2 separate regions of the Mus musculus genome follow, and region 1 is linked to region 2. The links are chromatin loops, found by intact Hi-C in ENCODE. Cell type or tissue: left cerebral cortex. All regions are shown on one strand. Each heading gives the region's core, and the rest is flanking DNA. Links, peaks and the distances in the headings are about the cores only.

What was found. Hi-C counts contacts between places; a loop is a spot of excess contacts. Peaks named below come from ENCODE experiments on the same cell type or tissue, not always from the same donor. Only the 100,000 strongest peaks of a DNase experiment are listed, where the experiment ranks them.
Region 1: a loop joins it to region 2, with 2.9 times the contacts of the local background. A loop is called at or near these places in 13 of 42 quality-filtered maps.

Annotation. Positions count from the first base shown.
Region 1 is chr9:105,072,035-105,088,233 of GRCm38, reverse strand. Mrpl3 (mitochondrial ribosomal protein L3) reads right to left here. Exons shown (of 10, transcript NM_053159.4): 8 at 14,382-14,459; 9 at 12,995-13,072; 10 at 10,768-11,241. The coding sequence ends at 11,089. Among named protein-coding and RNA genes, the nearest start is that of Mrpl3, 27 kb to the right of the region's middle. In left cerebral cortex, for the core only: no CTCF peak of the experiment used is centred there; DNase peaks (open chromatin) are centred at 8,290 and 9,546.
Region 2 is chr9:105,368,435-105,384,633 of GRCm38, reverse strand. All of the region lies in intron 2 of Nek11 (NIMA (never in mitosis gene a)-related expressed kinase 11), which reads left to right. Among named protein-coding and RNA genes, the nearest start is that of Nek11, 19 kb to the left of the region's middle. In left cerebral cortex, for the core only: a CTCF peak has its summit at 7,477 (motif pointing right); DNase peaks (open chromatin) are centred at 6,859, 7,465 and 8,066.

The DNA.
Region 1 (16,199 bases), core at 5,069-13,068, 300 kb after region 2:
TCTAGCTAAGGGTTTATCTATCTTGTTGATTTTCTCAAAGAACCAACTCCTCGTTTGGTTAATTCTTTGAATAGTTCTTCTTGTTTCCACTTGGTTGATTTCACCCCTGAGTTTGATTATTTCCTGCCGTCTACTCCTCTTGGGTGAATTTGCTTCCTTTTTTTTCTAGGGCTTTTAGATGTGTTGTCAAGCTGCTAGTATGTGCTGTCTCCCGTTTCTTCTTGGAGGCACTCAGAGCTATGAGTTTCCCTCTTAGAAATGCTTTCATTGTGTCCCATAGGTTTGGGTACGTTGTGGCTTCATTTTCATTAAACTCTAAAAAGTCTTTAATTTCTTTCTTTATTCCTTCCTTGACCAAGGTATCATTGAGAAGAGTGTTATTCAGTTTCCACGTGAATGTTGGCTTTCCATTATTTATGTTGTTATTGAAGATCAGTCTTAGGCCATGGTGGTCTGATAGGATACATGGGACAATTTCAATATTTTTGTATCTATTGAGGCCTGTTTTGTGACCAATTATATGGTCAATTTTGGAGAAGGTCTCGTGAGGTGCTGAGAAGAAGGTATATCCTTTTGTTTTAGGATAAAATGTTCTGTAGATATCTGTCAGGTCCATTTGTTTCATAACTTCTGTGAGTTTCACTGTGTCCCTGTTTAGTTTCTGTTTCCACGATCTGTCCTTTGAAGAAAGTGGTGTGTTGAAGTCTCCCACTATTATTGTGTGAGGTGCAATGTATGCTTTGAGCTTTACTAAAGTGTCTCTAATGAATGTGGCTGCCCTTGCATTTGGTGCGTAGATATTCAGAATTGAGAGTTCCTCTTGGAGGATTTTACCTTTGATGAGTATGAAGTGTCCCTCCTTGTCTTTTTTGATAACTTTGGGTTGGAAGTCGATTTTATCCGATTTTAAAATGGCTACTCCAGCTTGTTTCTTCAGTCCATTTGCTTGGAAAATTGTTTTCCAGCCTTTCACTCTGAGGTAGTGTCTGTCTTTTTCCCTGAGATGGGTTTCCTGTAAGCAGCAGAATGTTGGGTCCTGTTTGTGTAGCCAGTCTGTTAGTCTATGTCTTTTTATTGGGGAATTGAGTCCATTGATATTAAGAGATATTAAGGAAAAGTAATTGTTGCTCCCTTTTATTTTTGTTGTTAGAGTTGGCATTCTGTTCTTGTGGCTGTCTTCTTTTTGGTTTGTTGAAGGATTACTTTCTTGCTTGTTCTAGGGCGTGATTTCCGTCCTTGTATTGCTTCTTTTCTGTTATTATCCTTTGAAGGGCTGGATTCGTGGAAAGATATTGTGTGAATTTGGTTTTGTCGTGGAATACTTTGGTTTCTCCATCTATGGTAATTGAGAGTTTGGCCGGGTATAGTAGCCTGGGCTGGCATTTGTGTTCTCTTAGTGTCTGTATAACATCTGTCCAGGCGCTTCTGGCTTTCATAGTCTCTGGTGAAAAGTCTGGTGTAATTCTGATAGGCCTTCCTTTATATGTTACTTGACCTTTCTCCCTTACTGCTTTTAATATTCTATCTTTATTTAGTGCATTTGTTGTTCTGATTATTATGTGTCGGGAGGAATTTCTTTTCTGGTCCAGTCTATTTGGAGTTCTGTAGGCTTCTTGTATGATCATGGGCATCTCTTTTTTTATGTTTGGGAAGTTTTCTTCTATTATTTTGTTGAAGATATTAGCTGGCCCTTTAAGTTGAAAATCTTCATTCTCATCAATTCCTATTATCCGTAGGTTTGGTCTTCTCATTGTGTCCTGGATTACCTGGATGTTTTGAGTTAGGATCCTTTTGCATTTTGTATTTTCTTTGACTGTTGTGTCGATGTTCTCTATGGAATCTTCTGCACCTGAAATTCTCTCTTCCATTTCTTGTATTCTGTTGCTGATGCTCGCATCTATGGTTCCAGATCTCTTTCCTAGGGTTTCTATCTCCAGCGTTGCCTCGCTTTGGGTTTTCTTTATTGTGTCTACTTCCCCTTTTAGTTCTAGTATGGTTTTGTTCATTTCCATCACCTGTTTGGATGTGTTTTCCTGTTTTTCTTTAATGATTTCTACCTGTTTGGCTGTGTTTTCCTGCTTTTCGTTAAGGGCCTGTAACTCTTTAGCAGTGCTCTCCTGTAATTCTTTAAGTGACTTATGAAAGTCCTTCTTGATGTCCTCTATCATCATCATGAGAAATGTTTTTAAATCTGGGTCTAGATTTTCGGTTGTGTTGGGGTGCCCGGGACTAGGTGGGGTGGGAGTGCTGCGTTCTGATGATGGTGAGTGGTCTTGATTTCTGTTAGTAGGATTCTTACGTTTGCCTTTCGCCATCTGGTAATCTCTGAAGCTAGCTGTTTTAGTTGTCACTGTTAAGAGCTTGTTCTTCAGGTGACTCTGTTAGCCTCTATAAGCAGACCTGGAGGGTAGCACTCTCCTTAGTTTCAGTGGGCAGAGTATTCTCTGCAGGCAAGCTCTCTTCTTGCAAGGCAGGTACCCAGATATCTGGTGTTCGAACCAGACTCCTGGCAGAAGTTGTGTTCCACTCACTAGAGGTCTTAGGATCTCGTGTGGAATCCTGTGTGGGCCCTTGCGGGTGTCAGGTGACTCAGCTGGCAAGGTAGCCCGGGGCTCGATTCGAGCAGAAGGGACTTGTGCCCCAGATCAGGCCCTGGTAGCCTGCTTCCCTATGTACCGCAGTCTCAGGTTCCGCGCGATTGGATTGGGGCAGGCGCTGTGTTTCACTCACCAGAGGTCTTAGGATCCCGTGGGGAGTCCCGTGTGGGCCCTTGCGGGTGTTGGGCAAGACTCTGCTGGCAAGGTAGCCCGGGACTCGAGTCTCGAGTCGAGCGGAAGGCAAGAGAAAGGTTTTCAATCTAAAACAATCATATTTCTTTGTGTCAAGGTAAAAACATGAGTTTAATTTTCCCATGGCACAAATTTAATTTGTATCCTTTGCTTGATAACTTTTTAAAATTTACATTCCAAATGTTGTCCCCCTCAAAGCTACCTCTCCCAGAGTTTTTCATCCCCTTTCTCCTCCCCTTTGCTTCTGAGGGCTGCTCCCCCACCCACACACCCGCACCTCACCTCACCCCCTGCCATCCCTCTTCCCTGGGGCATCAAGTCTCTACAGAATTAGGCACATCCTCTCCCTCTGACACCAGACAAGTCCTCTACTACAAATGTACCAGGGGCCACAGACCAGCCCACATATGCTCTTTGGTTAGTGGCTTAGTCTCTGGGAGCTCCCATGAGTCCAGGTTAGTTGACACTGTTGGTCTTTCTATGAGGTTGCCATCCCCTTCAGCTCCTTCAATCCTTCCCCTAACTCTTCCATAGGGGTCCCTGACCTCAGTCCAGTGGCTGGCTATAAGTATCTGCATCTGTGTCAATTAGCTACTGGTAGAGCCTCTTAGAGGACAGCCATGCTAGGCCCCTGTCTGCAAGCACAACATAGCATCAGTAATAGTGTCAGGGTTTGGCACCCACCCATGGGATGGATCCCAAGTTAGGCTGGTGACTGTATGGCCTTTCCTTCAATCTCTGATCCATTTTTGTCCCTGTATTTATTTTAGATAGGAACAATTCTTTGTCAAAAATTCTAAAGCTGGGTTGGTGACCCCATCCCACTGGGAGCCCTATCTATCTACTGGAGGTGGCCTCTTCAGGTTCTATCTCTCCACTATTGGACATTTTGGCTAAGGTCATCCCCATTGAGTCCTGGGAGCCTCCACATCCCAGGACTCTGGAATTTTCTAGAGGTTTCCTCTGTCCCCCATCCCGGCAGCTGCATATTTCCATTTATTCTCCTGGCCCTCTGAGCTGCTTTCTTGTTTCCCTCCACACCTGATCTTACTCCCTCTTTTACTCTCCCCCACCCCTCTTCTACCAAGGTGCCTTCCTCTCTCTGCCCCCTGTGACTATTTTGTTCCCCCTTCTAAGTGGGATTGAAGCATCCTCACCTGGGCCTTCCTTCTTTATAAACTCCTTATGGTCTGTGGGCTGTATTCTAAGTATTCTGTACTTTTTGGCTAATACCCTCTTATCAGTGAGTACATACCAAGCATGTCTTTTTGGGTCTCGGTTACTTCACTCAGGATATTTTCTAGTTACATCTATTTACCTGCAAAATTCATGATGTCCTCATTTTTAATAGATGAATAATATTCCATTGTGTAAATGTGCCACATTTTCAGTTGAGAGACATCTGATTTGCTTCTAGTTTCTGGCTATTAAGAATACAGCTGCTAAAACATATTAGAGCATGTGTCCCTGTGATATGGTAGAATATATTTTGAGTATATGCTCAAGAGTGGTATAGCTGGGTCTTCAGGTAGAACTATTTCCAATTTTCTGAGGAAGCCACCAGATTGATTTCCAGAGTGGTTGTGCCAATTTGCAATCCCATCAGTAATGGAGGAATGTTCCTCTTTCACCACATCCTCACCAGCATCTGCTGTCACCTGAATTTTTGATCTTAGCTACTCTGACTGGTATAAGGTACAATCTCAGGGACATTTTGATTTGCACCTCCCTGATGACTAAGGATGTTGAACATTTCTTTTTTTTCCAATTAGATATTTACTTTATTTACATTTCAAATGTTATCCCCTTTCCTGGTTTCCCCTCCAAAAATCTCCTATCCCCTACCCCTTCCCCTGCTCCCCAACCCACCCACTTTCTGGCTCTGGCATTCCCCTACACTGGGGCATAGCGCCTTCACAGGACCAAGGGCCTCTCCTCCCGTTGATGTCCGACTAGGGCATCCTCTGCTACACATGCAGCTGGAGCCATGAGTCCCACCATGTATACTCTTTGGTTGGTGATTTAGTCCCTGGGAGCTCTGGGGATACTGGTTAGTTCATATTGTTGTCCCTTCTATGGGGCTGCTAACCCTTTCAACTCCTTGGGTCCTTCCCCCAGTTCCTCCATTGGGGATCCTGTGCTCAGTCCAATGTTACGCTGCGAGGATCAACTTCTGTATTTGTCAGGAACTGATGGAGCCTCTCCAGAGACAGCTATAACAGGCTTCTGTCAGTATGATCTTAGCCATTCTGACTGGTGAGAGGTGGAATCTCAAGGTTGTTTTGATTTGCATTTGCCTGATGACTAAGGATGCTGAACATTTTTTTTAGGTGCTTCTCAGCCATTCGGTATTCCTCAGTTGAGAATTCTTTGTTTCACTCTGTACCTAATTTTTAATTGGGTTATTTGGTTTTTTGGAGTCTAACTTCTTGAGTTCTTCACGTATTTTATAGAATGTAGGGTTAGTGAAGATCTTTTCCCAACCTATAGGCTGCCATTTTGTCCTATTGCCAGTGTCCTTTGCCTTACGGAAGCTTTTCAGTTTCATGAAGTCCCATTTGTCAATTGTTGATCTTATAGCCTGCTCTGTTCAGGACAATTTCCCTTATGCCAATGTGTTTAAGGCTATTCCCCACTTTCTCTTTTATTCGATTCAGTGTATTTTGTTTTATGTTGAGGTCCTTGATCCACTTAGACTTGATCTTTGTACAAGGAAACAAAAATGGACCAATTTGCATTCTTCTACATGCAGACTGCCAGTTGAACCAGCACCATTTGTTGAGAATGCTCTCTTTTTTCCCACTGTATGGTTTTGGCTTCTTTGTCAAGGATCAAGTGTCCATAGGTGTGTGGGTTTATTTCTGGGTCTTCAATTCTACTCCATTGATTGACTTGTCTGTCTCTGTACCAATACCGTGTGGTTTTTAAATCTATTGTTCTGTAGTACAGCTTGAGATCAGGAATGCTGATTCCCCCAGAAGTTCTTTTATTGTTGAGAATTGTTTTCACCATCCTGGGTTTTTTGATCAATTTTAAAAATAAAAAAAAGTTTAAAAATCAAAATGAATACTTGCTTCATAATAACTTTTTCAAGGATTTTTAAAACATTTAAAAAAATTCTTAGTTTTATTTTAGACAGAATATCTCCATAGGCTGTCCTGTTATAGAACTCACTATGTAGACCAGGCTGATCTCAAATTCAGAGATCCACCTGCCTCTGCCTCCCAATTGCTTGGATTAAAGGCGTGTGTCACCACACCTAGCTCTTTTCAAGATTCTTTATTTACTCCTTCAGTGGGTTCCCTGAGACAACACATCCTCGCCTCAACATAGACTAAGCAACTCAAAAGCTCAGGGTATAACAGAGATGGCACATGCTTTGACCTGGCAATAGCTCCGCAGAGAGCAGCGGTGAAGAAATGGAGTTATCCTCACCACAGAGTGCCTGAAAAGTCAAGACACGTTGTTGCCCGGTGGTGAGAGATGTGGAAGACTTGAATTTGATGCTGCACATAAACCCACTCAGTCCACCAACTAAATGGGAGAAACCAACTCTTCATTCTTCCTGGGTCTGCCTGTCCAGTGTTCCTCACCAGGTAGACATAAAACTGGGACATTGTTTCTATGAAGCTTCATGAGTTCTTTGCTGAAGTGGTCATGACTCAGCCTTTGCCTTTAGGAAAGAAGGCTTAGCAATTTTAGCTGTTAGGACTGCTTTGATATTCTTGGACCTCAGGATGTGTTTTCTTAAAGAAAGTTGCACAGTGTTTTATTGCCTGGGGTTGCTTCTTCCTTCTGGGAAAGGCTGCCTCCCGGATAATGTTGCTTAGCCATGTTTACAGGCACAGCAACGGGGAGAGAATGTCTATCTCCTCCAGAGGAAGGCCTCCTTCAGTGTCTGGTCACCGGATTCGGGGACTACAAGCCAGAGTCTGCCCAGGGTGAATGAGTTGGAGTAGAGTAGGTTTCCAAGGCAGTTCACGGAGTAGCCACTCACTACATAGCCTCTACGTCTCAGCGTGCTTACCTGTGAAGCTGAGATGACTGCACATGCGTGGCTGTGACCCCTGCACTGTGGATGCCGGGGGTGGGAGGTAGGACTGCCAGGAGTTTGAGGTGAACCTGGGATCCATGTATAGCCAGACTCTACCTCAAAGCAAAAACCTGCTTGCCAGTGTTGGAGAAGACTGCATGAGACCGTAAAGCATCTGACGATGTGGCTGCTCAAGAGAAAGCCAAGCTCTTTGTTTCTTTGGGGCTGGGAGTGGGTGAGGTAGCCTGGGTGGGACAGCCCATTGACTGTCTATCTTCAGTCCACACTGCGATTCTCCTTCTCTGTACAGCTCTTCTAAAACTGTACTAAGGTATTGGGCCACAGAAAGAAGACAGCAGCCATGCTCTGTTCCAGTTTGCAGAAAGAGAAGCAGAATTATAACAGGAAAAAAACAAATCTATATTCTGTTTTTCCTAAGTGTTTTTCTAAGCTTGTTATACTCGGTGCAAGCATGCTACAAGAATCAGTAAAACAGCAAACACAGATAACACCACTTTGGAACTCTGAGCAATCGAAATGGACAATATATTTCTAAAACAATAAAACAAAACCCTCTCTTTTTTTTGTGAGATATGATCACAGTTCCTCCTAGAAGAAATTTTCAATGTATGCAATAGCATGTACACATAGGACAGTTATTGTTACATTTTTACAATGGTTTCTCTAGGTAAATTTACTTAAGTGGACTCTCCCAGTTAACTGCCCTGTGTTTTATAAATACTATGACTATCTATAAAATAGAGCATGTTGATTTGGGCCAGTGCCTTTGGCTATAAACTGGTGTCATCTGGGAGAGCTTCTAAAAGGCAGTTTTAGGCCCTCCCCTCTCACTAAGAATCTGAAAACATGGAACTGAGTTTTTCAAAGCTCTGTAAGTTTTAACTTGGGACCAGAATAGAGAACTGACAAGCTAGGTGACATGAGGCTTGCTTGCCTCCGTAAGCAATGCCCAGTGTCCCTTCCTGAGCATTCTGGTTTTCATTGTGAACCACAGAACCTGGACCTTCCCTCTCGGGGACAAAGGTATCTAAAGGGGGTTTGGGGCCATTAAGTCAACTGTGCGATGGCCAAGCATCTGAGGTACCCTCACTCCATAGTTAGCTGGTTAGTGAAATGAACCACACAAGCAAGGAGGTGCTGCCCCCCTACTCCCCTAACATGTGGCAAGTTTTAAGTTTTTATAGAACACCTCTTTTCCTTTTCTGGAATAGAATCTTTTCTTTGACCACTTCTTTAGCCTTGGTTTGATTTTCTAAACATCCATTTTTTCTGTTGGTATCCTCACCTTTGTCCTAAACCTGATGGTGGAGGTGGAGGTATTTTAGCAGCAGGCTGGCTGCTGTTACTACTTTGTGACACTTCCTGAGGGGTGAGCATGCCAGTCTGGGAACACATCAGATTCAATGCTCCTGCAGCTGGCAGAAGAGATGAATAGTCAACTAGAATGCCTGATGTCATCTTAGCTTCATCATGTAAACAGGACACCATCTTTGATGAGGCAATTTATGTTGGGCACTTGCAAAAGCCATTTATTACTATTCATCTCTGACACAGCCACTACACATTTCTACCAGGATTATGACGCAGTATTTAGTTAACTCTTTTGCAGACAAAGCAGAACTGATGGATGTGTTATAGTCAGAACAGAACTGATGGATCCTCTTTCTCCTTAAAACAACAAACCGTCTAAATGCTGAAACATACCTCAGGACCACATGAAGTCTGTTTTAGCTAGAGAAATCAAGACCACAACTGTCAATTTCATTCTCTTCTTCAGATGCCAAGATGAGCAATCGCGGCCGTCCCACACCAGGGCACTGTGGCCAGGTGAGTTCATTTCTTACCTTTTATGGTGGTATGGACTCATTATGATTAAACTGGCCATCTAACTTGAACTGACCACCTCATTAATCTACAAAGAACGAGAAATATGTGGCATGGACTTTTAACCATATTTAGAAGCAGAAAAGTGGAAGGCGAAGGCTAGGACTCAGCTAAGACAGCAAGGACAAGTCTTCTCCCTTCAGGGAATCCTAGGCAGCTGTGGAGATAGAACGTGAATGGCACATGCCAGCTGTCTGGGGCAGCCCACACTGAGTGACCACTGTCATCTATTGGTCATGGAAGAGGCCTTACAGCAGATGGAAAATTAATGGAAATTCCCCAAAGCAGAAGCAACTAATCTGTGGCTAGTCAGGTAGTCTCTCATGAGGGAGATTTCATCTATAGAGAACAGGTAGCCATGATGACAAATGAGTATGGAGCCACTGAAGGTGCCTGCTTACTTCAGCCTTATAGTATGGTGACCTACTTTTGTGTCTCCAAATCCTTTCTTAGTTCAGAAGTTTAGCTCAGTAGGTAGCAGCAACACATGCCACCTCTTCACAGAGTTTTTTCCCACTGATCTATTATCAAAACAGGATAGGCAATGTAAGTCCACCCCTCCTGATGCATTTCCTGTCCTAGCAGTCTTCAAAAGTAGTGACACTTCAGCAAAGCAGGTGACAAAACACATTTTTAACATCCTCCTCCCAAGGAAAATCTGATTAGGTGGCACCACACCCAGTGTGCTTTAGACTAGGAGACAATGTCACTGGGCTGATGCTACATTTCTACTGTGACAGTGACGAGCCATGTGTTAGGATTGCTTCCATAGCATTATTTCAGAGGCTCAGACAATGATGCAGTCAGTAGCCTCTGCCCAGCTTTTCCTCCCACACTGGCTTCTGCTGACACGGCTGGCAGTGCCTCCCATTGCAATCAGGAAGGTATAGCATTCGTGCGACCAAGAGATGCTCTCACTGTGACTGATATTCTTTTTCAAAGAGGAGCTCTTTTGACCACCCAGACTGGTAGAGTTTGTGGATGAGACCCTCTGTGCTGACTTGGCTCCTGTGTGACTGTAAATTCTAACACTCCTAACACCAAAGAAAACATTTGGCCATAGCTGCATCTGCATCCCCACCACATACTGAGACATTGTCCGATGCCATTCAACCTAACCTGTGACAGTTGTAAATGCCATTCCCATAGGCTACCCTTCATCTACACCTCAGTACTTAAAGGCCTTAAATAAATAAAATAAATATAATAAACTATAAACAAACAAATTAAATAAATTAAAGCCAACTACTACTGACATCTAAGTTCCCTTCCCTGTCCAGGGAGAAATGTTCTCAGAGTTCAGGCCATGACAACTGGTATTATCCAGTAAAGCCAGAGCTATCATGGAGACAGGCTGATCCACCTTAGATTCCAGCTTTGGCTGCTCTAACAGGGAGGATAGAGGTTCTATCGATCTAAAAGGTGACGGCTCATAGTTAGTCTAACTAAGCTAGTACCCTTGACCGGTTGGTTCCCCTTATGTTTTATTATTAGACAGTCTGGTTGTATAGCTCCAGCTGGCCTTGAATTCAAATCCACTACCTTCCTCAGCTTCTCTAGGGCTGGGATAAGGTGTGTACCATGCTGGCTAATAGCTGGCCTTTCCGAGGCTTACACAATTACTCAAGGCTCAGTACTAGCCCCATTTTACAGTTAATAACCTGCACCAGTGTTGGTACAAATGGCTAATTGGAATGCAGTTTGGTTACAATATGATCCCTGATTTCAAGAGAAAACAGAAGTGGCATGTCAGGCTCACGCTCAAGTCAGGAGCCAAGTTCTGAGAAGTGAATTGCCCATATGTCCCCCCATGCTCAGCAGCAGAGCCCAGCAGTGGCTGCTCCACAGACAGCAGGCTATGCTGGGCTCTGTATCCACTAAGTCCTCATTTTAACACGTAGGTTTCTATAATTTAGATTTAAAAAAGTCCTCCTCCCATTAAGTTTCTAAACTCTAAAAGAATGTTATATTTTTAAGAAATGGTTTCTTTTATCCAACAGGCAGCAATGTAGTTCCTCCAGGTTCTGTTTCACAACCAGACATTGAGAGATAAATCTTTAATAAAAGTTTATAAAAACAAACGCAAACCTAGACTGGGAAATATGTCTAAAGAATGACACCTATAAATGACAGGCGTCTTGATCTTCACAAATTGTTAATTTTAACAAACTCAGTCTATGCGACTGTTTGTTTAATGCAGTAACCTTGCTAACCAGGCTGAAGGGAGGGCTCAGTGACTCATTTGTGTCCTTTGATAAAAACAAGAGCATGCTCTCATGACTAAGCCGCGGGAATGCGATTCCCATTCCTGATCTGGTTCATCAAAGTGCACGAAGCACAGAGTCCTGCCACACCCGGGCATCAGGCAAAGGTGATGGAAGGTTCACTGGGCTGCCACACGCTCTCGTCAAACAAATCTTCTGGAAGTTCTTCTTCATCTCCATCAGGAAAGTAGGTGGGGAAAGGCAGGTTCTTGCAGGAATCCTTGTATGCAGGCAGTGTAGAGTCTTTGATCTGAGAGAATAAGGAAAAACCTCTCATTCATATGTGCTACCAATGCTGGCCTGTAAAGGGACCTCCGACAAAGAGTCTCCGCTCTACACGTCTGAGCATGAATGCAGCCACTCCACACAGAGGCGAACAGCTCTTCTGCTGTATTTCTTTGTATTCTAGGAATTTTGGTTAATTGTTTTTCCTCAACTGAATCAGCTAGCCCCTGAGAATAAAGCCACTGCTGACCACTGTGTACTTTACTGTGACCTGTAAGTATGTATTTAACTGTCCAATAGGATGGATAGTTTAGAAGTACATGTCAAGTATCTTTTGTATGCATATTTATCTTTCAAACATAAAGGTCTGACACTAAATACAGTTAACACTTAGCAACGTCCAGTCTGCTGTGCGCTCTGTTTGCCTGATTTGTTACTTTGTTTTCTACACTCTAATACAATTTTGGAGGTTGAGGCTTAAAAACATGGAATTTACTCTATTTCTGTTAGTTTTAAGTCTATCAACACAAAAAAGGACATAACAATTTTATTAAAGAAAGTAGCTTATATTTGGCAAGGAGCATTCTAACTGAGAAGTTAAAGACAGAATGACGACATTCAGCAAAAACAAGAGAAAGAAACCCACAAGTGTTTACAGAAGCTCTGAGAACATTTTATGGCCTGAAAACTTTCAGATTATGTCTGGATTCACAGCAGATGTCCCTTAGCAGAGGTGCTGATAAGATCCAAGATGCTGAACTTTAGTTTTGGATAATATTGGGATCCTCAAAGCTTCTGTAGACTCAATTCAGAGAAAAAAAAATACACTTACATAAACAATAAAATAGGGCTGGTTCATTTTAACAATGAGAAATAAATAATTTAGTCAAAATTAGTCAGCAGCTGTTAGGAACAACTAAGTATATAAAAAGAGTTCTATTTTAATGCCCCTCATTACAATTGATCGGGAAGTGGCCAAGACGCTGCCCAGGGAACCATCACATTCCGTTTTCTCCAATGCCCAACCTTAGGCTCAGCTTTAACTAGGAAAACACCCTATAAGAAAACTGTGTGCTAATCTGATAAACATTGTCACATAGGATGCAAGTAGTGACTTCTCATCACTTTTATGTATCCACCATACCTGAGGGTTTCCCGTCTCAAAGCTCTGATGCTGTTCCCAGTATAAATGAACACATCTAATGTAGTAAGTATACAGCTCACACTGTGGTCTCTATTTGTTTCTGCTGGGGCATCAGCGACGGGCTCACCTCAGCTATGAGCCCACTCACACGGCAGATCCTCGGAAGCGCCCAGGCTTTACCTCAGTCTATCTGGTCTACACGTTAGTCTTATTTCCCTTTTCCCTTTCTCTTTAGTTCTGACAAGGACAGCAGGTGTTTGGGGAGGCAGGTGTGACTGAGTGGCATGTCAGTAAGACCCTGGCCTCCACTTCAGCACTTCTTATTCTTTCCCCAAATTTCTGGAAAGACAGATGAGGGACACTGGGCAATGGCTCCCCTCCCTGAAGCCTTCTTTGCCACAGACTGCTGGACTCCTGGCTCCAGTGTGCAGCGTATTATTTCCAGCGCGGCTTTTGTTGTTTCTGAGACGCTCCTACAAAGAGAGCCGGGGCAGGGCACGCGGCAGCAGAGGCGCTTCTTTAGAAGCTGCAGAACAGAGCGAGCGAGCGAGCGAGCGAGCGGAGAGAATTCATGGAAAGGACCGGGCAACGAGGAGGAGAATTGTACGCACCTTTAGCAGACAGCCGTACATACCTTTACTAAGCAATTTTTATGTCCAGGCACAGAGCCATTGACATAGATTATGTTGTGCTTGGTGTTCACTCTCCACACCTGCAACAAGGAACGAGGAGACAGTGAGATGGAAGCGCTCTCCAGTCGACCACACCAGCATGGAAGGCCAAGCAGAGGCTGAAAGCTTTCGGCCCTGTGTTAGTGACTTGCGAGGACCTGCACCTCACTTCCTGAGTGTGGCAGCTGGCGACTCCCTCAGCTCCATGGAGTCTGCTGACTGAGAAGGAGGTGCGGTCAGCTCTAGTGTGGCTACCATTACTGTTCTACACTAGCCACTGGGAATTCCTAACTGCCTGAATCTAATCTCTAAAGTAAGCAGGCTAAGCAGACTGCCTTTAAAAACATCTCAGCAAAACAAACACACAACTGCAAAGTAATAGTCAAAAATGAAATAAAATAAAGGCAGTAAGAAAATAAATGCCACCCAGAACACCGTGACAGAGGTAAAATAGAAATGGTGGGAAAGAGACGTCGACTTATCTGGTAACTGACTTCAGGGTTGACTGACTGGGCTGAGGAGACTGAGCTGGTATGCCTGTGAGGGAGTCTCAGCGTAGACTTTTACTCAGTCGATGACTCGCATCCCATCAGGGGCCCAGAGTAAACGAAAGCGGCTGAGAGAAGTATGTCCCCTCTGTCCTGGAAGTCTGTCCCAGCCACCTCAACTCCAGTCCCCCTGCACCAAGGACCCAGGGTCCACCCGTGCTTGGGCTTTAGTCTTCTCCGGACTTCTGCTCCAGCCTGAGAACTCCCATCACTGGGCTTCCTGGCTGAGCTTTGGAGTGAGTCAGGGCCTCAGCCTGGAGGCAGCCCACAGTGGGTTTCTCAGCATCCATATAACAACCAGAAGGGAACCCTAGAACCATCCTTTCATGGATCCATCAGACTGTCCACTCAGTCACACATCCACCCACTCAGCCAAATAGTGTCCCCCCGCCAGAACCCTGATATAATTATAAAAAACATATATACAGAATCTATACATTTTATGTGTGAATAAAAATGGAAAAATCACACACAATATCAGTGACCATTTCCGGGTGTTGTTGCTATGGTAGCTTATTTTGTTCTTTCTATGCTTTGAGCTATATACATATAAATACATGCATGTTTGTTGTTTTAATGAAAGTATAAGCATATAGAAGCCCAGTACAGTACAACTCATTTCATTCTTTTGAATGACTCTAATTCCACATCTACAACTTAACCCCACGCCCTACACCTTTAACAGTTAAAAAGCACCCTTGTTCAGGACACACACACACACACACACACACACACACACACACCACACAGTGCACACTCTGGCCTTTGCATGTAAACTTACATTAGCACTTTACAGACTTACTTTCAGTCCATACACTGTCCTGTTTTGGTTTCCCATTCGCCCGGGCATTTTAGTTCCAGGCCAGACTCTGGCAATATCCTGAATAACAAAAGACAAAGTTCACATTTACAGTAACTTTGATTCCAAGGATGTATAAAGCATACTGGTCCCCTCTACTGCTAGCACTCTCTCTTGATGGTTAATCTGCAATCTGACTTGAAAGCGGATGTAAGTCCAGCTTCTCTCAAGCTTCCACCATTTGATCTGTATCCACTGACAATGCTGGCGGAACTCATCATCTGTGACAGTCACCAGGCAGCAGGATGCCATTGTTCTGTCTACAGGGATTAGCCAGCTGGCAGGAACCATTTTGTTCTCTTTCTTATATACTCATGGATGCAATTCACTTATATCAGCAGGAACCCCTTTCTCTTTGGGGGGTAAGGGGTTACTGCTTGTTCCTGAGAGAAGGCTATATATATAGCTCAGGCTGGCCTTGAATTCTTGATTCTCTTGCCTCAGCTTCTGTACTCCATGAATTTTCAGCTCTAAGCCACAATTGTCTCAGCTCTGCTAAATGGGAAGCTCCTTAAGCAGGCGTCTGTGTCTCCTTCCCATGTCTAAGCACTTCCTGGTTTTCCTGTCTAGGGCATCTTGGGTTCACTGTGTCCTTCCAGTGCTGGAGTTTTAAATAAGCTAACCACTGAAGGGCTTCCTGTCTGTGGGGCAGGATGCTTAGACCACACCCTGCACTCTAGGCATACCCACTGCACTGGAGCACTTCTGTAGGTCACTGCAGCAGGCAAAGTGAAGAAACAGACGGACAGACAGACAGACACACTCATGAAAACACACACAAGGCTGGAGCAGACTGATGACACAGGATTCTCTAACGGAGGAACAAGATTCTAGGCTTCCATCACCAATATATGTATTTTTTTTTGCTCAATCCTACAATTCACAGAAAATTATTTATGAATTGCTGCCATCAGTGCAAAAAGCAAATCTAAATGTAACACTTGTATGTGTTTGCTGTGTATGATTTTCCTTACTTGTGTATCTGTGCATGTGTGTACTGTGTCGTGCCTCTACACTTGTGGTGTAACATCCCTTGGGGCTGGAGCCATGGGCACTTGCTGGACATCCGAATTGTTACTCAGGTGCTGAATTCTCACTGCTGCTCAGCAATCCCTCAACTGCTCCAGCCCAAAGAGTACATGTTTACACTTACACTCACGGTAGATAACCAGGCAGCTATGTTAAAATACCTGACTTAGTTACTCTTCCCCTCCTCTTCAGTGTGGCTGCCAGTCAGCTGAAACACTCAAGCTCATTTCCTAATTATATTTCATGTTGCATTTACTCCCCTCAAACATGAACAAAAGGTTTTTATTTTGAAATTGTAAACCATTAGCAAGGCTCCAGGGGTAAACACTTCAGCATACAAAGAGCATCTTCCACTGAGCCTGCCCACCATCACCTGGAGGCAGGCAGTCTCACTGCATCTTCCCGGCCCTTCTACTAGCAAGGACGAACGAAATACACACACCCTGAGTCTGCTGCAAGTCACCACTGTTTCCTAAAGGTCTCACCCATTTCTCTTCTAAGAAAATGTTGTTTGTTTGTTTAAATAGAGCTATGAGTTTAACCTACACAAACCCCTGTGGGCATCCATGTTTGCTATTCCAAGTAACAAGGAGGAGCACCTCGTGCCTTGTCCTGGGGAGAACACACTTAGGGCAAAGCCAGAAGCAGCTCTGCGGTGTGGAAGGCAATGCCTGCAGTTTCCCCAAGGTCCTGCTGCCACCTTCATCAGGGCTGCATGCTTCCGGGCACCCA
Region 2 (16,199 bases), core at 2,753-10,752:
CCAGCAACTTCAGGGACGGTGTCCCATTCCTGTCACTGGGCTTTTTATTTGGCAACCTTTGGTTTTTAGGAGGGACATAATCCCCTGTTATGGTAACTCCAATTAAACTCTGTCTCTCTGGCTCTGTCTCTTTCTCTCTCACTCACACTCACATACACATAGTATATATGAAGCTTATACAATGCCACTATGCAAATCATTGTTTTTTTCCTCAAACAAACAAACAACCCTAGAAAACCAGCTACCAGATGACCCAGCTATATTGCTCCTGGGTATGTAGCCGGCAGAGTCTGTTTCCTAGTGTGCATGTTATCCACTTTCATTCTTGCTCCATTTTCTTTACTAGGATATAGAAACAGCCTAGGTGCCCATCAACTGTTGGAAAATATAGTGTCTATATACAGTGGAATTTTATTCAACTGTGAAGAAAAATGAATTTATGAAAATTTTGAGTAACTGGACACAGCTGGAAAACACTATTGTGACATAACCCAGATCCAGAAAGAGAAACATCACGTTCTCACTCATAACTTAGCATGACTCTTTAGATTTGTATGTTTAACTTAACATCCAGGAAACTAGACAGAGACCATTGCTAAGGAGAGGGTAAAACATGAGGCGGGAATAGAACATGTGATATGAAGGGGAAAGGCGGACCAGTGGAAAGGAGGTTTAAGTGGGGAAAGGGATGGGAGGGTGGGGCACAGGAGCGGCTGAGAGAAAGAGGGAATAACAAGTCAGGCCGGATGTGCAACCCTATAGGTGGAACAACATTATGAACTAACCAGTACCCCGGAGCTCTTGACTCTAGCTGCATATGTCTCAAAAGATGGCCTAGTCAGCCATCACTGGAAAGAGAGGCCCATTGGACATGCAAACTTTATATGCCCCAGTACAGGGGAACGCCAGGGCCGAAAAGGGGGAGTGGGTGGGTAGGGGAGTGGGGGTGGGTGGGTATGGGGGACTTTTGGTATAGCATTGGAAATGTAAATGAGCTAAATACCTAATAAACAATGGAAAAAAAAACAAGTCAGGCCAGCAGCCATCAGCAAAGCCAGCATTTATATATTGTGCCTACTAATACAACTTAGTGGATTTTTCTGTTAGATTAGTCATTTTAACATGTGCTCACTGTTTTTTTGAGTCATCCTAAGAGCTCATCAGTGGGGTTAATGGCTCACCTTTGAGCTCATTCCATATGCCATATTAAACCTATCATTTTAATGTTATGGCCAGTCCTCTGCAGCTGGGATCTGCGAAGGGAGACTAGGGATGATGAGCTAATTTAATAGTGGTTTATGGAGTGGAGAATCATGAAATCAAGTTAGAAGGAATCCAGGGTTTCTTTACGTATTGCCTTGCTGCTATCAAAACAGTTTTCTTCCATTTTATTTTGCAATGATCATTTTTCAAATATGCCAATCTCCTATATAAATTATACTATGAAAATGTGCTAAAATTATTTTTAAAATGCTGAATGAAGTCCTGGGCAATTCCATCCTTGGTAAATCTAGTAAGGATAGACTTGAACTTGGCTTCAACTGTGGCCTTTGCCAGTTCCTTGACTGTAGAAGACTTGGACTGTAGAAGACTCAAAGCTAAGCTGTGGCCATCTTCCAGTACGCGGGGTTTGGGAAGGAGTGAACAAGAGACGAAAGTACAAAGTCAGACCATTATTTTCCTTTATTTCAAGGGTGATAAGGAAGCCAGTCTTGCAAGGTAGAGGACTTTCCTCAGCCACTCTAGTGTAGATCTTAGATAGAAGAAACCTCCTGCTTTCCTTCTGCGTTTATAGACCAGAGATAGCTAGTCAAGAAAATGGTTTAGGGTGAGTAGGACCCAGGGGAGTCCTGAGTTTCTTTTGCCTGTGGCAGGAGGCTGGAGACGCTTGTTTTAGAGACAACACTCAAGTACCCCTTTCTTAAAAATGATGTTACTATTATGAAAGGAAAACAAGTGATTGCTTTCAGCATTACACTCTTACCATTGTTGATGGTGAAAGAGTACATTCAGAAGACTAATGTTAGCATTTTGTCTAGGCTCCGCTCCACAGTTACCTGACAACAGCCAGGAGTGCCTGACTCACTATAAAGGGGGCTGCTTGCCCCCTCCACTCTCTCTTGCCTTCTTGCTCTCTCTCCAAGTCTTCTCTCCCCATTCCCCTCCCCCCTCTCTCCACCTGCTCATGGCTGGCCTCTACTCCTCTACTCCTCTGCTCTCTGCCTTTCTCCACTACCCTCTCAGCTCCCCTCCTATTTATTTAGAGTTTCAGACTGTTTAAATTCTGTATGCCATCTGGCCTCCCGGTGTGCTTGTTTTGTGAAGTTTTGAGTAGGGAACTTAATGGTTCTGCCAACATTCACTGAAATATATGAAATGGGGGAGGGGATGGGCGGATGCTCAGTCGATAAAATACCAGTCTTGCAAGCATGAGAAACTCTGTTTGGGGCTGGAGAGATGGCTCAGTGGTTAAGAGCACTGACTGTTCTTGCAAAGGTCCCGAGTTCAAAACCCAGCAACCACATGGTGGCTCACAACTGTCAGTAATGAGATCTGACACCCTCTTCTGGTGTTGTCTGAAGACAGCTACAGTGTACTTACATATAATAATAAATAAATCTTTAAAAAAGAAAAACAAACTCGGATGATTCCCCCAAACCCTCTAAGTACGGTGAGCACGATGGCTTGTCCCTGTCACCGCAGCATGGGGAAGGCAGAGATAGGCAGAGCTTTAGGATGTAGCTGGTCCTTTTTGACTAGCCAAATTTAAAAAAAAAAAAAAAAAAGGAGAGGTTTGTATGTAAAGCCTATTAAATTTTTTTCTTGTTGTTTTTTCACTCAGTTAATGAACATTTTAAGATGAAAGCAAAATATTCAAGAATAAAATCTTATGAGTCTAGCTGGCTCAAGTTGTTTTTTATTTTTCTCACCAAAAGACCTTTTTTTTAAAAATCAAAGAAATTATATATATATAATTTGTTTTGTGAAGTTTTGAGTAGGGAAATCATACACACTTAACACAGGTATGGAGTGTACCAGCACTACCTTAATAATTACCATTTGAGAATCCAAACTCTGAACACCCAAGAATGTTCAGCTGGTCCAATTCGCTAATGGGGATCATCATGAAATTTAGTAAATTAAAATGATTTTTTTATTTTAGCCTTAAGGTCATTCTAATTAACCTTACTGCTTTTAGTTTAGTGAGAAATGATAGAATTTCTTCAGTACGACCTTTATTGAGCACATGGGAAGGGAAGGCTGAGATGTAGTTACTGTTATCATATGAACACACTACTTTTCTGAGTCTTGAAGAGTGGGAGCTTCGGAATCTTGAGTCTCTTATCAGAATGTCTTTGGAAGTAGGTTTTCTTAGCTTTGCCCACATGAGCTAGTCACTTAGCATTTTAATTAAACTTTGGCCCATGTTTCTCCTTTCTCATTAGTTTTATTTGTAGAAATCTTTTCAAACCTGATCCCTTAGTTATCCCTGCCCCTGTAGATGTGTGGCCCAGCTGTCCTCCACTCTCTCCCTTCACTGGGTTCCACCTCCTGGGTCTACTACAAATGCGTATGCTGTGAATATCAAAACAAAGCTAGTCCTATCTCTTATATTTGATTTGCTATTCAGTGATCAACTGCTTTTTCTTTGTATTGCTGCTTAGAGGTGTAAGTGCCACAGTTGTTGAGCTTTGGTGAGCAGTAGCATTTTCCGAGTTGTTTTAGAAAAGAGAATGATGAACGCTGCCGGGGAGATGGCTCAGTGGATGGAGTGCTTGCTATGCAGATATAAGGATCTGAGTGTGGGTCCCCAACACCCAGGTCAAAGCAGGGCATTGCAGCATGTGCCTGTAATCTGTAGGCAGAGGCCAAAGGATTGGGGAGGGGTGTCACTGACCAAGTGCTCAGTTCCAGGTTCAGTGAGAGACCCTGTCTCAAAATTAAGATGGAGGACAATGAGGGAAGACACCAATGCTGACCACTGGGCTCTACATGTGCAGACACAGGCTAGTGTGCCTGCACGCGCGCGCGCACACACACACACACACACACACACATGGGGTGGGGAGAGACAGACAGACAGAGACTAGAAGATGGGTTAGTGACAGACATTCAGCATTACTTATGGAATGAAGGATTTGGTCCTTCAATATGGATTGAATTTAACCTATTGAATTTTAAGTAGGGTCTTTCTTTAAAATAGTTGAATGCTGAGTTTATTGAAAGGATAAATAAATACTGAAAGAGTTCTGAAAACCGAGAGCAATAGATAATTTCCTCCAGTAAAGCTTACTTTGGCATTGTTCTGCACCAGTGTGCATGTGTCTGTGTGTCTGTCTATGCAAGCACACACGTGTGCATGTGAGTTTGTGTGTATGTACCTATGTGAGCCTGTGCTTGCCTTCTTGAATCTGTAGTTTTTCAGTTTGCTACTAGTTCCATTGGCAAAGCTGTGCTGAGCTCATACCAAGCCCAGGGTTCTGATGGAGGAAGGGGTTGGGGCTAATACTTCCTTACACTAGAAGTGCCCGGAGGGAATTTGTACTTCATGAAAATGCGGAAAGTGTTTCTATGGCTCCTCCTTGAGAGGCTCACACAGAGAGAGGCATTAACTGTAACTACCCCCACCTCAGCAGCCAGGGCTGATGCAGGGGTGTCCCCTCAGCAGCTGCCTCTGGCTCCTCTTAAGCCATTAAGCAGACTCCCTCCAGGATTCCTTAGAAACTGTGTGCCTGCCTGAATAATTTATCACACGACAATCAATTATTCATAACTCATTATTACAACTGAACTAAAACCTAAAGGTGGAATCTGTCTGCCACTTATGAATATCCAAGAGATAATAATCAAGATACCGCGGTCGAGTTGATGTCCTCGCCAGCCCCTCTGCCTGCTCATTTCTCTGAAGGGATTCCAAAGAGAACAGCCTGTGAGATGGAATCAGGATTCATTAAAGTGACAGTCACCAACCCCCCCCCCTCTGGTCCTCACGCTGTCTGTCTTTTGAATTCTGGCCTCATTACACCTACAAATAAAGTCTTAGTCTGAGGAAATATAGAAGACATTTATAGCTCTTTTGGTTTATGAAATCATTTTGAGGAACTCCATAGAGATATTAAAGTTGCCTATAAACTGTCATTTCTGAGGCAAAATAATAATGGGTTTCATTATAACACTTCATTCATGCATACAATGTATTTTGATCACATTGAGCCCTCTTTACTCTCTCTTGCCCTCCTCTTAGTCCCGCTGTCTTCCACCTTTTCCAATCCCCCTTCTGTGTTCATATCTTTTGTTCTTTTTAATGACCCAATCAATTTGATTAGAGTTCTTATAAGCATCTTTCTAAGAGATTATTTTAAGAGCACAGTGACTAGCTCAGCAGTGACCACCCCACTGAAGAAAGTGCTTCTCTGTCCTATAGTGACTGATAACTGTATATAGATCTGGGGGTACCTAGTGAGCCCGTCCATACTCTGTGACAGTATGTTTCCTAAGCCAGTCTTGTGCAGTCCTTAAGCAGGTATTCACAGCTAGTGTGTTAGAGAGTGCTGGCCTACTTTAAAGTGCTCTGAGTGCGTATCTTCCACACCAGACCATATACAGTGTTCCAGAATGCAGGCCTTATGAGGTTAATGATATACTATTTAAAAGAGCATAGGTTTATTTTAAGGCAAATGTGAATATGCCATGAAGCAGAGTAAAAGTTTGTGTGTTTTTTAAATTTAATTTTTAATAGGTTATACAGCTTCATGGTTCATATAAAAAGTAGATTGTAAAAACAACAACAACAACAAAACAAAACAAAACAAAACAAAACAAAACCCCTCACCTCATTCCCATCCTCCATTTCTCAAATTTGCACACATTCCCGCCACCACAGAGCTGCTATTGGGAGTTTCCTGAGCGAGAGAATGGAGAGATGGCTCAGTGGATACGTGCTTGAAGCAAGTAAGTAAGAGGGCCAGAGTTTGGAGGCCCAGATTCAGGAGAGTCTGTAACTCCACTGGAAGCATCTCAGCAAGCCTGGCTCATAGGGCTGGGGCTAGACCAGATCTCATGCTGACGCCCTAGGTCGGTCCTCCCCCTTCTCCGTTTCTGTCTCTGTCTGTCTATCTTTCTGTCTCTGCTTATCCATCTGTCTCTGTCTCTTTCAGTGTCTCTGTGTGTCTGTCTGTCTATTCCACATGCAAACACACACAATACACAATTCACACACACACACAAACACACACACAGTGCACACTTCTAACTGTAGTGTTTTGGAGGTTGGAGCAGGTAGATTGCAGGTCAGCCTGATTGGCCTGTCTCAAAACAAAACAAGACTCAAACCAAATCTAAAAAGAAAAAAGGAATTTATGAATATGGATGCTCCCAGAACTGATTCATATATGCATGAACAGCTTCAGAATACGGGGTCTTATTTTCCATTTCTCCCTTATGATAATTTCTAGCATATTGCATATTTGTATTTGGTTCTTTTCATATGTCAAAACATCTAGGACGTCTGTCCATGTTGTACATGGGGAACACCCCATTCTCCCATTCTTCTTTTTAAAGTAGATATGTTAAGTAGTATGTTCCATGGTAAGATTGAAGATTGAAGATTCCTATTGCTGTTCGTTTTGGACTGTTTTAAATCTTTGGTTATTGCAAATACTGCCACAATGAGTAAGCCTGAACATCTGTCATTTCATAAATATGTCAGTTTCTTGCATGAGATTTTAAGGTAAAATATGAGATTTTGGGGACGTGCCCTGTCAGTGCTATTCCGGGGGGATGAGCTAATCCTCAGCTGTTAGGGGTGCTAGCTGAAGAGCCCTGCTAGGGACTGCTACTGGGCCTGGTGACAGGATCAATTTTTAGTCTCTGAAATGACTCCTCTTTGAAGTGAGGGTGACAACAGCTGTTTTGCTGTCCTCTGCTTGTCTGGTTATATAAGAAAAGGCACAAATCTGGTGGCACATTATGTATAAGCAGAGACCACATAAAACTTGCAGACATTTGTTCCACTGTGACGTTTAGAGCAGTAAGTTTTCAGAACCATCTCGGTGTCTGTCTTGTGACCTTCGTCTCCAGAGCGCCAAACACTGTTGTTTGGGAAACACTGGTAGATTTCCTATTTTAAAAACAGTTCCACAGGGAAACACAGCTGTAAGACCCTGGGTTCTATAAAGGTAAAGCAGACCCCTCTCTGAGGGGCTCCTCAGAAACTTAGATCTACTGAGGCAAGGCGTGGCTCAAAGACCTCCATGGAACCCACAGCAATTCCCAGACGCATTTGACCTGATAGCTGGCCCTCCAACCCAGGCCTGTGAACACTGGTAAACTGAGGAGCTTTGCCGCGGGTTCCTGACAGTGCTGGACATCGTGGTGAGATCAGACCCCAGACACACACAGTGTTGCTGAAGATGGAGTCAGAGAAATAAGAATGCAAGTCCTGTTTTAAAGGTAGTCATGGTGAACAGCAGATGGTGGTAAAGCGACATGCAGATCAGCTATCATCACCTGGCAGGATTTCTAATGGCAACACATTAATTCAAGGTCCAAAATGTCTTTATTTAATTAAGATTTACCAATACTTTATTTAGTTTTACTGACTAAATGAATGAAAGGCTAAACGTGGGTCATTAACATACTCTTAATTTCTTTCTAGGAAAAGCAGAGATCAGCTGAGAAATGAGCTTGGCGAAATCTTTTTAACTTCATGGACCATTTTCTATGGGGTGGGATAGATTTGTGTGGTCATGCCCTGAGGGTATTAGATGGAGGCTCCTATTTTATGTGTATGCACTGATATATGTGTGCTCTCATCCTTGAAAGAAAAGCAGAAGCCTCCACTGTCCACAGGAAGGGCAGAGAGCAGCGACAGTCCTATAGCAAGCGCCTAACTGATGCTGCTAAGGATACTCTGAGATCCTAGTGATGAAGCAATCATGTCAGTTAAACAGACACATAGCCTGAGAATGCAGTGGCCACTGGGGTGACACACCAAGATCTCATAAAGGCTGGGAGCGATATGTCTCACTTCCATTCCTTTTATGGAAGAAAATACCGAGAGCCATGCAGGAGGAACGACAGATGGCTTTAGAACTCAGGGAATGCAAACCACAGGCTACCACAGCCTCACGGGTGGGTCTCAGTGTGGTAAAGCCCAAATACCATGTACCTTGAGGACGCCATGCTGTTGTGGAGTTCTGCTGTTTGCTGCCCTCACATCCCTCTTAATCTAAGAATTATATGAAAATTCAAAGGGGCTTCCAGTCCCTCGCTGGGCAGTACCTCTGGCACTCACAGTGCTAATGCCTGATCTCTCTCTGGCATTGCTGCTGGAGCAGGTTATGGTTCTATCACGGCCTGGAGAAGAACTTTGACATGTAGATTGTCAGCAGTGACCACCACCACCCTTAGAAAACATTTGGAAAGATAAAGTTGTTAGTGAAGCTAGGTTGAGATGTTTTTACTACTGGCTCAACTCTTAGGGAACAATATGAAGTTCAGAAAGGCACATGCTCATTAAGTTAAGCTAGGGACCCTTTATGGTCAGGAACAAAAACAATGGCAGTGCTGGCCGACATGACTTGCACTGAGGCTGGACTGGTGATGATGGATTTCTTAAACCCAGTTTTTTTGCCCCAAGCTTCCTGATAGGATTTATTAAGAGTTGCTGATGAGTAGATATGCATTCTGAAGATTTAAGGTAGATATGACTGATTTTTATATAAAAACATAGATTTCTGGCTCTTTTATGATTCTTACAAGATTACTTTTAAAGATAAATATGATAATTACTCTTTTCTTTTTAACTGCAAATTGCTGCCTGCCAGTAAGAGAAACTGGCAGAGAAAACTGCCTTGCTTGCTTACATGTTGTTAATCTAAAACAAGTTACTTGGTTAGGAATGTTTGTGGGTTTGGAAAATAATTTGTTTTCTTTACATGTACAATGTAATGTTATTTCCTGTAAAGGTATTGGGGAACACACTGGTTTTTCATAATCATTCACTAGAAGAAAACTAAAACATAATCACATTGTAATTGTATATTGCTTAAAAGAGTTTGCTGGGATATATAAGAAAGAATAATGGATAGTGTAGCCGTTTCACCCATCCACCAACTATGTGTGTATGTGTAAGGTTTGTGTGTCTGTTCCTTCCACCTATCAACTCTGTGTGTGTGTGTGTGTGTGTGTGTGTATGTAAGTACATGTGTAAGGTTTGTGTGTCTTGTGTGTCTGTTCCTTCCACCTATCAACTCTGTGTGTGTGTGTGTGTGTGTGTGTGTGTATGTACATGTGTAAGGTTTGTGTGTCTGTTCCTTCCACCTATCAACTCTGTGTGTGTGTGTGTATATGTATGTATGTACATGTGTAAGGTTTGTGTGTCTGTTCCTTCCACCTATCAACTCTGTGTGTGTGTGTGTGTGTGTGTGTGTGTGTGTGTATGTACATGTGTAAGGTTTGTGTGAATGAGGGGTGGGGCATACATTGACTATGTGTATGTATAAGGCTTGTGTGTCTTCTGGGTTGGAACACTGTTCCTTCCATCCATCAGGTGTGTGTACGTATGTATACATGTAAAGCTTGTCTGAGTGTGTATTGGAGCTTGCTCCACACACCAATGGTGTATGTGTATGTATGTATGTGTGTATGTATGTATTTATGTATGCATGTGTAAAATGCTTGGAACCTGATTGCTCTAACCATTCTATGTGAAAATGTGTACATGTCCATCTGTAGGTCTGTATACGTGTGTGTGTGTGTGTGTGTGTGTGTGTGTGTGTGACATGCATGTATATTTGTGTGTATGAAGTTATTGAACTCTGCTTTTGTTTCATCCACTCAGCAGGTGTGTGTGTGTTTATGTGTGTGTGCAGGTGTGAATTTTCTCTTTCCTTCTCTTTCTCTCTGGCCCCAAGGGGTTAAAAGAGTTCATAATTTTTATGCTGGCCACAGGAGTGCCAGCCCCAGTAAATTAATCTCTGTTCCCTCAGAGAAACCCGGCTGGGTAACGTCTCTAATCGCCAGCTGCCTTTGGCAGCAGCCCCTGTAGGTATCTGAATTCACCCTCATCGGCAGCTCTAAGCACTGAGCCCCAACAGCTGCCTGCTTCAGTGTACCCTCTGGAGCCAAAGCCGGTCTCTGTCAAGAAAGTGTAGCACAGGGCAATGAAAAGTGTGAAATACTTTAAATAGTCACATTTAACAAGACAGAATATAATGTTTTAAATATACTATTAATGAGAGAATTGTAAGATTACTATAAATTTTAATTCACAGCGTTGTTACATTGTGAGTAGTCTAGAAATGGGGCACCCACTTGAATGTGTGCAGTGAACGGCTTTCAGATTGTCAGTGTGTGTCTATGACAGAGGGTATATCCTGGGTTACAGGTCTTGTTAGGAATGAGCACTGGGGGCATAGTGAGATGACACAGAAGGGAAAGGCACTTTCTACAAGCCTATCTATTCAACCTCCAGAACCTACAGGTGGAAGGAGAGAACCAACTCCCGCAAGTTGTTCTCTGACCTCCACATGAGCACCTCGCCATCCCCTGTCTACCCTGACAATTACACTGTGGATCAGTAAGCGTAGCAATAACAGAGGAGTAGCACTGGGGCTAGAATATATATGACTTAGTGGATAAAATGCCTGCAGTGCAAGTACCAGTCAGTCCCTAGAAACCATGCACTGAGAAGCCTGGGGTGATGATGTACACTTTTGATCCCAGCACTGGGGATCCTTAGGGCTCATGGGCCAGCCAGTTTAGCCAAATTCAGGGAGGGATTTCCAATTTCAGTAAGGGATCCTGTCTCAGAAAATACATGAAGAGCCATTCAGGAAGACTCCTGGTGTTGACCTTTGTCCTTCCACACAATACACACACGCACATGCACACACACACACACACACACACACACACACACACACACACACACACACACACACACACACACACACAGATGAGTGGTTGAAATCATAAGTCTGTATCCCTGAATGAAAGACTCTTGGCTACCTCCGAGGTGAATCTTGGAATCGTGATGTAGACTGATGAGCCCAGAGAGCTGCAGGGTGAAGGTTCCCCCAGTAAAGGTTTTCTGGAGCCACCCATAGACATGAAATTGCTAGAATGGCCTGGGAGTATTATGACTTACATAAATGGATGTCCTTTAATATACAAACCCACCACCCTTTGAAAGTACATGTTTTTCAGCCAGTCCCCTGCTCCTTCATCCATGAGGAATCTCGTTTAACCCTACCTTCTAGAAGTAGCAGGATAGCTTCAGGCTTGGATAATGTCTCCTCATGGGTGCATCGTCTGTCTATGGATTGATTGATTGGCTGCACATATATGTGCCTGCACACATGACTGTGTGTGTGTGTGTGTGTGTGTGTGTGTGCATGAGAAATGTTATTGAAGGGATAGCAAACCCAGCTCCAGCCTGTTCAGACAGTGAAAAACCCTCACCCCCTCACCCCCTGTGCCATGGTGTGTGTATGAAGGCCAAAAGACAGGAAGAATTCCATTTTCCCACCATGTGGGTGGTGAAATCAGGTGGCTGGGCTTGGTGGCAGCACCTCTGCCCACTGTGCCATCTCACTGATATCTGATGTCTTCATAAAACTGGCCACACCACCTCATGTCTTTGGAAAGGAGACTCCTGATGTCTTGCTATTCCTCTGTGAAAGGGAATCACTCCAGGTTGCCCATTAAGAAAAACAAAGAGGTACAAAGAATTTATATCCGCTAACTGCTTAATGCAGTGGAGACAGTTAGTACACTGTGAGGAGACAGCACTAACTGCAAGAAGTGGTTAGAGTGAGTATCGTCATTCAGTCCTGATTAGTGAACGGACTGATGGCAGCGGCAGCCACTGCTCTGGGCAGGGTACTCTACAGTCGATTTTGAGGGAGAGGACGTTCTGGTGGGATAGTAGAAGAAGGGCAGTAAACAGGATTATGTAATACTAAAATGTTATTTAATGCTATAGATAAAAATAGAGGTGGGGATAGTCTTATATACTTGGTGTGAGTCTTAGCAGATCATGTAAGCAGTAACTATTAACTCTGAATACCCCAAATGAAAGCTTACTGAAGGATTTTCGAAGCAAACTCTGTTGCTGTGACTCTCGTTTTCCAGTAGCAGAAGGAGACATAGTTCCGTATGGTTACATTTCTGCGCATGCACGCTAGAGCAGAGCCCAAGTGTTCGACGTGTTACTCACTTTTTCTTCCTGGAGCCGTTTTTAAAGGGGAATAAGGTAAGAATCGGAGTGGTAATGGCCCTTGGGCTTTCCTTAGAGCGTGTTAGGTTATTTCACTGTCTCCAGACAGGTGGAGACCTAGGAAATTCATTTGGATGAGTTGGTGCTTCAGTAGTGCCAGAGAATAGATCACCAAGTAACAGCAGCCCTAGTGACTCTTGTGTGTCACTGTGTTACCCCAAATCCTTGTGCCTCCTCTCAGAGGAAAGTCTGTGTGAGACAGTGAGGGAAAGTGTTGGCAATGCTCTGGGAGCCGAGTCCTCTTGGTGAGAACTCATGTCAGCTTATATCTTTTTTTTTTTTTTTCTGGAAGACACTGGAACAAAGACCATGCTAGCCAAACATACAGAAGGTCATGTTATCGGAGGCATAGCAAACCCAGCTCCAGCCTGTTCGGACAGTGAAGAACTCCCTTCCCCCCACAGCTCTCCCCCGCACCTGTCAGGTCGAGGATAGAAGGGTCTTTAGCTCTCTCTGGCACCACTTACCTTTGGCTTGTTTGTTTGTTTTTACTTAAGTGAGTCCCATTGACCCCTCTCCCTGTATGAGGTCGCAGAGCTTCCACCACACCCCCTTAAGTTTACACAGAGAGGGAAGTCAGCTCTAAGATGAAACTTGTTTATTCATCTGTCTTCAAGAGAGATCACCTGAGAGGTGCAGGGGTGCCACAGAGCTGTGGGCCCGATGGAGGGGCCCTCTCCCTCCTCCTTCCCTCCTGCACCCCCCCCCCCAATGCTTGGATGGTCCCAGGCCCCAGGGCATATCGGCAAACACATCCTGAGGTTCATTCCGAAACTGACTTTTCCTGCATCTTAATTGTGGGCTTGCCCACTAAATGTCAAAAGTAAAACCTGCATCCAAGGAGGGAGATTTAATTTCTGTTCCTTTTCTCATTTTTTTTTATGGCTGAATTTTATCTCTTACAATGTGGGATGCATAAAGATAAAGTAACATTTCACAAAGCTTACACTTTTAATCCCAGGAATGTCTTTTTTTACATTCTGTATTAGTAATAGTATAACTTTTTCTTTTGATCAAAGGTGAAAACAAAACAAAACAAAACCCCCAAACCAAAACAACGTTAATGGCAACATTTTGTTTTAATAGAAGTGCTAAGTTCATTTTTTTTTTTTTTTTAGTATCCAGGTGTGGGGATGCTGCTCAGTGGTTGTTAGCATGTACAAGTCCCTGGACCAGCATCATGAAATAACAGTAGTAAGCCCCAGGCAGAGCACACCAGACAAACTGTAGCACACTGACCTCAGAGCACCTGACCACAGCCAAGATTCATGGTCAGATCCGTACAGGGAATCAAAGACCTTGGAAATGTTAATAGAATAAGTGGAAACTCTACTGCCTGTTTAAACACACACACACACACACACACACACACACACACACACACACACACACACACATCAATATATATCGCTCAAGGCAACATGGTTACATGAAGCCACCACCAAAGGAGATGATGAAAAGTGCCTGGTGTGTTGAGTGTAGGATGTAAAGCACGATTAAACAGCTCAGGTTTTAGTATTAGAAAATGAAATGTGGTTTTTGTGAAAACTCACCGTATAAAATATCACCACTGTTACTGTTTTTATTTATAATTTTTTTCTTTTTGAGAATTTCATGCATGAATACAGTGAAATATATATCCATCCCTATTTTCTTCCTCTAATCTTTCTGTGTCCCCCAATTGTCTCCTCCCAACTTCCTCCCTCTGTCTGTGTCTGTGTCTGTCTTCCCTCTCCCTACCCCTGACCCTCTCTCTGATGGCTTACTAAGTCTCAGTAGTTCAGGCCCATGTGTGCATGACCTTGGGGCCTCTGCTGGAGCACTGGAAACCTACCAGTGAGAGCGCCCTCAAAAGAAAACACGCTCCCTCATCTAGTAGCTAGCTGTTCCTCGTGGGGGGCGGGGGGGGGGCTTGCCTGAAGAGTATCTCCTCACCTTAAGGCATTGTTTGTCTTGGTTTTCATGAAAATGTTTTAGCTCATCAAACAATTACTCTTAATTTTCTTTCAGATAGTTTTTCCTCTGTAACTGGTGATTCAATAGAGCAGAATTTTACTTAATGTTTTATTGTTTATTGTGTATATGAACTTAGACTTGTGTGAGGGCCTGGTGCTCATGTGGTGGTCAGAGGATGTCTTTTGGAAGTTGGTTCTCTCCTTCTGCTGTGTAGGGTTTTGGTACTGAATTCATGTCATCATTCTTGGCAGCAATGTCCTTTATCCTCTGAACCATCTTTCCAAGCTACAAGAGGAAATTATATATGGTGATGCTACTGTGAGTTTATGCATGTTTAAACTTGCCAAACTGTACACATTTAAGTGCAGTTTTTCTGTATGAAGTAAACCTTAATAAAATTGTTAGAAATATATACATTAACTTTGTGATGTAATTTTACATATATGTGTGATATATATGTGTGTGTACACACACACACATACACACACACACACACACACACACACACACACACACACACACACACACACACAGTTAGTTAGTTTGTTAGTTAGTGCCATGTTATTATAGTCTTTTTCTTACTTAGTTAGAGCTTTGGAAATACAAGCCATGGTCCACATCAGTGGGTCACTTACAGGAGTTGGCTCTTTCCTGCTATGTTGACTCCAGGGGTTGAGCCCAGGTCACCAGTCTTGGCAGCAAGTGCCTTTACCCACTAAGTCCTTTTGAATTCGCATACAAGCCCACATACAGACACACACAACTAACTTCAAAAATTAAAATAGCAAGCCAAAAGAAATCCTAATTTCTTGTGAACGCGTGTATCATTTATCAAAGCTTTGTCAGTTTGCAGATGTGTGTATTAAATCCTTTTTAAAGTTCCTTCAAGAAATGAATCAAATTAAGATCCATGAACATGGTGTGAGGTATATGTGTTTAATGGCCTATGTATCAAAGTATGCATATCATTTGATGAGGCTTTTCTACAAACTCCAAAAAGTTAATATTAAAGTGGCTCCCTTGGTGACAGTATTCCTTTAAGCACCTGATTTGCATGGGCATAAAAACTGTATTTTTCTTCCTCCCAGTATTTTTATGGTCTTCTTGACTTTCCAGCCTGCAGCATAGTCTTGTACCACTTACAGTGAAGCGTGTTGGTAGCTTTGAAGACACAGGGAGCGGCTAGAGCTAAGGCATACACCCCACTTTCTTAAACAAACAATAGCAAATGATCCCGTGACCAAGAGTCAGGTTCGTTAGTTTAGTGAGAGTGAATTAGAAGTAGCATTTATGCCTGAATAATATCAACCAGATAAGATACATAGCTTGTAGGGCCCAATGCAAATGAGAATGCACAGTCCCCTGTTTAAGAACCATAAGCCAGTGATATTATTCACCCCAAAGCAGGGTCTTCTGGAACACTGGCCTTCTTATGACTACATGTGTTCCGTGCCTAAGAAACCAGTGTGGTCTCTTAGCCTAAGAGACAGTGTGGGCTGGCATTGCAGGAGTGGGGAGCAGGAAGTGTGCCCGATGAGAGGTGTTTTGCATAGACTAGTATGTTAATGTAACTGCACTATTTTGGTTTTAAGGATGAAATGATCTCATCTGAGGGGATTTCCACAGATTCTTAGTCATAAAGGTAGTAAAACTGTCACCATGAACTGTAGGCTTTGGCTTCTTTTCTCATTGGGGCTGTTTATCCAGATTCTGATTATTAGAGGGATCTACGTGTATCTAGAAATATCTTCACAGATGAGGGGCCCTCTAAAACATTGTCCATTCAATAACACAATTCTTCAAAAGAGAACTGGGATAGTTTAACCTTGAGCCAAATAAGAGTGCCCATGGCCTGAGAACATGAATCCATGAAAAACGTGTTCCACGTGTCATGGAAGGGGCTGGCTGCATGAGATTTCATTACTTACAAAGTAAGTAAAATCATAAATTAAGGCAGGAG